2 separate regions of the Homo sapiens genome follow, and region 1 is linked to region 2. Evidence: read pairs that join two places in POLR2A ChIA-PET (ENCODE). Cell type or tissue: B cell. All regions are shown on one strand. Each heading gives the region's core, and the rest is flanking DNA. Links, peaks and the distances in the headings are about the cores only.

The links. Peaks named below come from ENCODE experiments on the same cell type or tissue, not always from the same donor. Only the 100,000 strongest peaks of a DNase experiment are listed, where the experiment ranks them.
Region 1: POLR2A ChIA-PET joins it to region 2 with 5 read pairs; 4 of 35 experiments call an interaction of 5 or more read pairs at or near these places.

What each region holds. Positions count from the first base shown.
Region 1 is chr14:95,370,212-95,374,601 of GRCh38, reverse strand. No RefSeq gene overlaps it. Among named protein-coding and RNA genes, the nearest start is that of LINC02292, 43 kb to the right of the region's middle. RefSeq lists enhancers at 2,668-3,220, 1,458-4,390. In B cell, for the core only: no CTCF peak of the experiment used is centred there; a DNase peak (open chromatin) is centred at 3,671.
Region 2 is chr14:95,146,370-95,150,759 of GRCh38, reverse strand. All of the region lies in intron 1 of DICER1 (dicer 1, ribonuclease III), which reads left to right. Among named protein-coding and RNA genes, the nearest start is that of DICER1, 9.0 kb to the left of the region's middle. In B cell, for the core only: no CTCF peak of the experiment used is centred there; no DNase peak of the experiment used is centred there; H3K27ac peaks cover 2,574 bases.

The DNA of each region.
Region 1 (4,390 bases), core at 77-4,076, 220 kb before region 2:
TGGAGAAACAGCATGTCAACAGACCCAAGGGTTAAGTGTGTGCAATGCTGTGATTTAAGAAATACATATTTGGTCCCTGCCCCAGGCCCCTGACACACAGCTCCTGATGCCCTTGGACTCTCTGGAGTGATGAGTGTCTTTTTTATGCTAATGAGATGACTGGTGGCTGGCAGCATAGACCAAGGCAGGATTAGAGGGTTGGGACTTTAAGCCCCACCTCCAAACCTCTGCGGAGGGGACAGGGGCTGAGGGTTGAGTTGATCACCAATGGCCAGTGGTTTAATCCATCATGCCTACCTAATGAAGTCTCCATAAAACCTCAAAGGGACAGAGCTGGGGTGGGTCTCCAGATAGCTGAACACGTGGAGGTTCTTAGAGAGTGGTACAGCTGGACAGGGTGGGAGCTCTGTGCCCCTTTCCCCATGCCTTGCCCTGTGCTGCTCTTCCACCTGGCTGCTTACGGGCATCCTTTGTAATACCCTTTATAATAAATGGATCAATATATGTAAAGTGTTTCTCTGAGTTCTGTGAGCTGCTCTAGCAAATTAATCAAACCTGAAAAGGGGGCTGTGGGAACCCCTATTCATAGCCAATCAGTCAGAAGCTCAGGCCACAGTCTGGGGCTTGTGATTGACATCTGAAGTGAAGTGCAGTTTTGTGGGACTGAGCCCTCAGCCTGTGCGATCCGATGCTACGATCTGATGCTATCTCCAGGCAGACAGGGCCCGAATTGAATTGCAGGACACCCCGCTGGTGTCCGCTGGAGAACTGCGTGGCATGGGGGGAACCTCCCTGCACGTCTGATGTCAGAAGTGCTGTGCTGAGTGCTGTGCTGAGTGCTGTGAGAGATTAGGAAAAATGCCTTGGTTTTTCCCATCCTTGGTTAATGTAGAACCAAGAAAATCAAGCATGACGTTGGTGCAGGAAGGAGCAGAATCAGACCCACTGTGAGGGGCAAGGTGGCTGAGGGCCTCCATCAGCAAGATTAGGGATTGGGTTCTGGCCAGCTCTTGGGTTAGCAAGATTCGTGAGAGAGTGGGCAGAGGCCGTTGGTGCCCCATCCTCAGCTGACCCCAGGGAACACATTCCCACCCCCTCAGGCCATCTCCCGTGTCCTGTGCCTGACGAGCTTCTCCAGCAGCTGGAATGACCTTCACCGGGGCATAGCCTGGGTGGCTGCAAAAACTCCTTGGCTTCCTGCCCTTGGTGGGACGATTCCGAGGGGCACCAGATAGACTCTCAGAGGGTCCCTGGTGCACCGAGCTCCTGAGGCCCACCCACCACAACTGTCTCATGACCCTCCCTGGTTTTGGCTTTCCTCCCATCCCTGTTCCCTCATCTATTTCCTGGAACAACTTCCCAGATAAACTACTGACACCTAAGTCTCAGGACCTGCTTCATGGGCACCTCAAACTGTAAGTGAATAAAGGACAGTGGGCTGAACTGCAGGCTGAGTTGGCTCACATGGAGGTGAAATGAATGGCCCCGAGAGCTGGACGCACTGGTGTCTCTGTGATCACACTCTACTACAAGTGTGCGGCCACCTTCTCCAATCGGCCGAGTATAAAAAACAAAATTAAGACCCGCCCTGATCATTTCCTTCTTGTGGCTACCATATTTGTTTGCTTGGGCCTCGGCAACAAAGTACCACAGACTGGGGGGTGTAAACAACAGAAACTGACTTCCTCACTGTTCTGGAGGCTGGAAGTCTGAGATCAAGGTGTCAGCTGGGCTGGTTTCTGTTGAGGCCTCTCTCCTTGGCTTGCAGACGTCTGTCTTCTCCCTGTGTCCTCACATGGACTTCTCTGCGTGTATCTGTGTCCACATTTCCTCTTTTACGAGGGCATCAGTCCCATTGGATTAGAGCCCACCAGTTTGACCTCATTTTAGTTTAATTATCTTTTTAAAGACCCTATGTCCAGACTGGACACAGCAGCTCATGCCTATAATCCCAGCATTTTGGGAGGCCAAGGCAGGTGGATCACCTGAGGTTAGGTGTTCGAGACCAGCCTGGCCAACATGGCAAAAACCCATCTCTACTAAAAATACAAAAATTAGCTGGGCATGGTGGCGCACACCGTAGTCCCAGCTACTTGGGAGGCTGAGGCAGGAGAATATCTTGAACTTGGGAGGCAGAGGTTGCAGGGAGGTGGGGACAGTCATATTCTGAAGTACCTACATTCACAAGGACTTCATCATATGAATTTGGAGGGGGACATAATTCAGGTCAAACACTAATCCTGAATCTTTTTTTTTTTTTTTTTTTGAGACAGAGTCTTCCTCCATCCCCCAGGCTAAAGCGCAGTGGTGCGATCTTGGCTCACTGCAACTTCTGCCTCCCAGGTTCAAGCAATTCTCCTGCCTCAGCCTCCCGAGTAGCTGGGATTACAGGTGCCCACCACAGTGCCAGGCTAATTTTTGTATTTTCAGTAGAGATGGGGCTTCACCATCTTGGTCAGGCTGGTCTCAAACTCCTGACCTCGTGATCCACCCGCCTCGGCCTCCCAAAGTGCTGGGATTACAGGTGTGAGCCAATGCGCCGGGCCAATCCTGAATCTTTTATTACAAGCCGGCTGGCTAGTCATTTGGTTTGGTGGCCCACATGGGCTGACCTGTGGACAGCAGGGGACCCCCCGGGACAGGCACTCTCTCCCCAGGCATTGCCTTCCCCGCCTCAAACGCCAAGGTCACTCTGGCCATCTGCTGCCCAGAGCTCACTGTGAGCTTAACCCCCACTGGGGTTTTAAAATTTAAATCCCCTCGCAGAATATTATTCCCTGCACCTCTTTCCTATTCCGGGTCCCAAAGAAGGCGGCAGTCATTGAGACCCGGCCATTCAGTCCTCCCACGAGTGAGCTTGGGCTTTCAAGGTGCAGACGATCTGGAGTGGTTTGCACTTGTGTTTTAACGTCCTCCAACTCCAGAGCATTTCCCCGAGCACAGGAGAGGCCTGAGCTCCTTCCCTTCCACCTGCGTCTGCCCCATACAAAGCTCCGTTTGTGTCCCTGCGGCTGAGGAGAAACGGCTACTCCGCGCCACCTCATCCACCGACAGGCCACAAAAGCCCAAGCACGAGGTGAGGCTCAAAACAGGCCAGGCCCAGGCGCTGCCAAGCCAAACACAGAGGAAACGGGTGCGAGCCCAGCAGAGAAACCAGATTCCCCTGGAAATCGCTGCTCCCCGCCGTGTCTGGAAGGCCAGCCCCAATAAAGCGGCTCCGGAAGACCTGAAGGACCCCCATGGCCCTCATCTTGATGGAGATGCCAATAAAAATCTCAGAACATCCAGCCTGCAGGCCCTGTAGGCACTGCCCCGGGGCTGTAAACCCGGATACGAGCAGCTGGGGAGCCGGAGGGAAGAGGCCTGCTCCCAAGAAAGCCCACCAGCCAGCCCGGCCAGGCCCGCAAGTAACCGAGACGCCTTCAGGGAGAGGCAGGCAGGGCAGCCTGGACGGGAGGGAAGCCTGCAGCCGGGGCCCTGCTCCAAACCAGGTCCAAAGCTGTTAAATCCATGGGAACTTCAGGAAAGAGTAATGGCTGCCCAGAACTGCAGGTTCTTAAAGAAACCCGGGAGGAACCCGCCTCAGGAAGCAGCAACAGACCCTGCGGTTGTAAACTCAACTCGGAGGGCACCTTGGGGACACAGCTGTGCTCATGATAGAGGAGGAAGTGTGTGTGTGTGTGTGTGTGTGTGTGTGTGTGTGTCTGAATCCATGGCAAAGGACAGCCAAGTTATGCATACGTGTGCACTATTTGTGTCTCTGTATCGGGGGTGTTGTGGAGGCATATCCACAAATGTGTGTATTTGTGTGTCTGTAGCATTCTCAGATTTATCAAATAAAAATACAGGATGTCCAGTTAAATTTGAATGTAGGCAAAAAGCAAATACTTTTTGAATGTGAGTATTCCCAAATATTGCCTGGGACGTACTTATGCTAAAAAGTGCTCGTTGTTTATCTGAAATTCAAACGTAAGTGGGTGTCTTGTATTTCTCTAGCAACCCTATGTGTGCATGAATGTCTAAATTCAGAGTGACAATGACATTTGAGATCACAGAAGTGGTCTTTAATAAAGAGACAAATATATATACACACTCATATACTTTGCCTCCTTACACACACATATATAAAATGATACTATAATAGTCCTCAAAAGTTCTCCTAACAGGTGATTAGTCATTCTTTGTAAGAAGAAAATTAGGTGCCTTGTATGGTATGGTTGTAACCTAAATGCATTTAACTTGCAAATTCATCTACAGGAGCTTGCACAGACAGAGGCATAACACATGTAAATGGTGTGGTAATAGCTCCTGCTGTTCCACTCAGAGTTGAGGTTGGGAGACTTGCCTCTGCGCTCCCTCCACCATCTCAGCCCCAGACACCGCCCCAAGG
Region 2 (4,390 bases), core at 225-4,224:
GTATCTATCTGGTTTTTCCACTGAATAAAAATACTAGTTTTCATTTGTAATTAGTAGGTAATCTGCAGAAAAGCTTTCAGGCTATGTAAATATTCTTTAGTAACCTTCACCCAATGGTTTTAGCATCCATTAATGATCCTTGCTTCAATCACTAATGTGATGGTTAAAAATGGTGACTTTTCTGTCATTCCTTCTACATTTATTAGTTGACATTCAGTAGAGTTTCGCCTGAATTTTAAACCTAACAAAATACGATTTCTTTTTTGTTGTTGTTAATGCTGAGTCTTGCTCTGTCTCTCAGGCTGGGGTGCAGTGGCGTGATCTTAGCTTACTGCAACCTCTGGCTCCTGGGTTCAAGCGATTCTCCTGTGTCAGCCTCCTGAGTAGCTGGGACTACAGGTGCAAGCCACTATATTGAGCTAATTTTTGTATTTTTTAAGTGGAGACGGGGTTTCACCATGTTAGCCAAGCTGGTCTCGAACTCCTGACCTCAAGTGATTCACCTGTCTCTGCCTCCCAAAGTGCTGGGATTGCAGGCATGAGCCACCGTGCCCGGCCTACAAAATACAGTTTGTAAAATGAGAAACTAAGTTGAGAAATAAGACTGTCTTGAGTTGGGTTTTCCCAGTTGCACCTGTAACTTTAAGAACTTTAAAATTGTTTCTGAAACATCTTCAAGGTTGGAGTCAGATTAGTTTGCATTAATATGGAAGAGAATTTTGTAGTGGTTGGAAGTTAACTGAGAAAACTAGGATGGGTATAGTCAGATGATACCAAAATTATCATTGCACTAACTGATACCTCTCTAGCTTTGACAGTTTCTAGTTAGCCTCGAATTATTCTTTTGGACTTGGGTGCCAAGATCGAGGATGTTAAGCTTGTTGAAATAATTTGGGTTGTTTAAAGTCTTTTAATTTAAAAGTGTCTAATTTGAGTTTTATATTTGACCTATAAAAAGCTGCTTTAATTCAATAGTTAAGATCAATAAAGCTTATTCTCAACATCGAATTAATTAATAAAAAATTATTCATGGATATTTACTTTCCTACATTCCAAACTACCTAGTCATTACAAATTTACAGTAACGTGAAAATCAAACAAATCATGAACTATGTAATATGAATGTGAGTATAGTATGAGATTATCTTTCAAAGATCTTAATACTCTTGAGGGAGATGGCAATAACAGCTAATATATGGGGCAGTAATATAATGAAGCCCGTGATGATTTGGGTGTTGTAGCTAGCCCATGTGTGCTAAATGAGAGGGGAGGGGACTAAAGTGATAGAGGTTTTTAGGGAAAGTTGTGGGGTGGGGTTCGTGAGAGGTGGCGAACTCTGTTGGTACACACTTGTTTTGGTGTTACGGGAAAGGCAGATAACATGAGATGTTGCGCAGAAGCTATGATGATGTAGTGCGTCACACTCTTGCCTGGACCTTTTAATATATTTGCTTTCCTGTCTCAATAAACATCCATCTTAACTCAGTAGTCTCTTATGTTCATTTTGTCTCTGGATTGACCTCCCTTTAGTATTTAAGTATTCATGTTATATATCTTAAAACAGCTTGACAAAGAGAAAATTGTGGCTCCTTTTTCCCAATGGATGCTCTTTCTTGGTGTAAAGGTAGAGGGTAGTCGTGAATTGAATAAAATTCTAGCACTCGTTGCACAGTGTTAAGAGTAAAGTATGTGCCTGTAGTCTCAGCTGCTCAGGAGGCTGAGATGGCAGGATCACTTGAGCCCAGGAGTTCAAGGCTGTAATGTGCTCTGATGGTGCCTGTAAATAGACAGAGTGAGACCCTGTCTCCAAATAAAAAATAAAAAAAAAGAGTAAAGTACAGAAACTTGGAATCAAATATGAACCTTAAAACTCACCTTGAAAGCTAGTGATGTGTTAAGTATTTATGTCTCTTGAAACAAAACTGTAGGACAAATGTCATTATAGGTAACTTGAAGGGGAGGGGTGGGTATCTGTGCTGTTTTGATGTGTTGAAATGTCATCTTTCTGAGAAGTACTCCAAGAAGTAAGCGGACCTTTGGCTTGCAGCCTGGAGACACTTCTTATATGGAGATCTTTGATGGGTGGAATTTGTTAAGATGGTATTTGACCTGTGTTCCACTTCAATTTTGGACCAATCTAATTTTAGGCATGATTATATTGAAATCTAAACATAACATATTTATGTTAGAGATTTAGAGAAACCCAGAAATTTATTTGGTTCAGATACAGTAATGCATGAAAAGAAGGCTAATGAATTTGTGGTTTAAATTGTAGGTACTATGATACTGTAAAATATATATTTGGTCTGTCCTCTACCCTATTCTTAGGCATACAAGGCTTGAAATCCTTAGAATCTCCAAAGTGATGTGTTTTTGTATGCTAATGATCGACTGGTGGCCGGTAGCTCCTGGTAGCTTCAAAATGGGGGCTGGTTACTGGGAAGACTAAGGCATGATTAGAGGTTTGGACTCAGACCCACCCTCCAACCTCTGGGGAGGGAAGAGGGGCTGAAGGTTAATCATGCCCAGGTAATGAGTCTTCATAAAAACCCTGAAGGACAGAGTTTGGAAAGCTTCTGGATAGTTGAACACATGGAGGTTCCTGGAGGGCAGTTTGCTCTGGGAGGGCTTGGAAGCTCTATACCCCTTCTCCATACCTAACCCTGTGCATGTCTTCATCTGGATCTTTGTAATATCCTTTACCTAATTAATTTACTTATTTTTATTGAGATGGACTCTCGCTGTGTTGACCAGGCCGGTCTCGAACTGCTGGCCTCAAGCGATCCTCCCATCTTGGCCTTCCAAAGTGCTAGGATTACAGGCGTGTGCCACTGCACCCAGCCTGTAATATCCTTTATAATAAACTGGTAAACATAAGTAAGTTTTTCCCCAAGGACTGTGAGCTGGTCTAGCAAGTTAAATCCCAGGAGGGCGTTGTGGGAACCCCAGTTAACTGATTGGTCGGGAGCACGGGCAAAAAATAACCTGAGGTTTGCAATTGACACGGAAGGGTGGGGGAGGTCTTGAGGACTGGAGCCCTCAACCTGTGGGATCTGATGCTATCTCCAGGTAGATAATGTTGGAATTCAGTCATTAATAGAAGACACCCAGCTGGTGTCCGCTGCAGAATTGATGGCTTGCTTGTTGTTGGGGAGAAACCCCACACATTTGGTCACAGAAATTTTATGTGGTGTGTGAGAACAAAGGAAAAACAGTTTGTGTGTGTTTTTTCCCACTCAGATATTCAGGTAAATGTTACCACATTTTGTGCCTTAACGGGGGAGGTTTTTACTCATTAATTCATTCATTCTAGAGACAGGGTCTTACTCTGGAGTGCAGTGGTGTGATCATGGCTCACTGCAGCCCCCCAGGCTCAGGTGATTCTTCCGCCTCAGCCTCCTGAGGAGTTGGGACTACAGGCACATGCCACCACACCTGGCTAATTTTTATATTTTTAGTAGAGATGGGGTTTTGCCATGTTTCCCAGGTTGGTCTCAGAATTCCTGGGCTCACGTGATCTGCCCACCTTGGCCTCCCAAATTGCTGGGATTATGGGTGTGAACCACTGCACACGGCTGGGAGGATGTTTTCAATACCTAAAACAGAATTGTATGTCTCTAGCTTATCGTCACACAAATCATCCACAGTTTGAAAGTTTGTTTTCCAATTCCCAATTCTGTGTGTTCAAGTTGTAGGAAATTTAAAATGCTGAAAAGTTTAAAGGAAAAATACTCATCCAAGTAATTCATCATTAATTTTTGGGTAAACTAATTTTCTCTCACCTCCTTCCTCTCTTCCTTTTCCTTCTTATCCTTTCTCACTTCCTTTTCCTTCTTAGCCTTCCTCACTCCCTCCCTTTTTCCTTTCCTTTAGTTTTTAACTAAGACATAATTATAGTCTCACTGTAAATAAAAGTGTTCTACTTTTTCATTTAAAGCCATTTACACAGGATTTTTCTCAGTCACTTTACCAGCTGGGGACCTTTGGCTGGTGACCCCCGTGTCCGGGCCTTGCTTGGCTATGCTACCCTCCCACTTGGCCTGCCTGTGCCACACCTGGCTTGTGCTCTGGCTCAGCTAGTGGCTGGGCCAGTCATGCCCCAGCCTACCTGTGTTACGGCTCATACCCACGTTTGGCGGTTCCTGAGTTCTTGTTCTGCATCCAAGAAGAATGAGGATATGCTGACAACTGAAGGGTGAGGAAGGCAGACGTAAATTTTATTGAGCAATGAAACAGTTCTCAGCAGAAAGGGGATGCGGGGGTGGTTCCCCACCCGAAGTTGTGTGGTTTTTCCCCCAGTGTGGCTGGGTCCTGGGCTTTTACAGGCTCAGAATAGGGGAGTGTGTGCTGATTGGTTTGTGAGTATGCAAAAAAAAGTTAAAAGCACCAC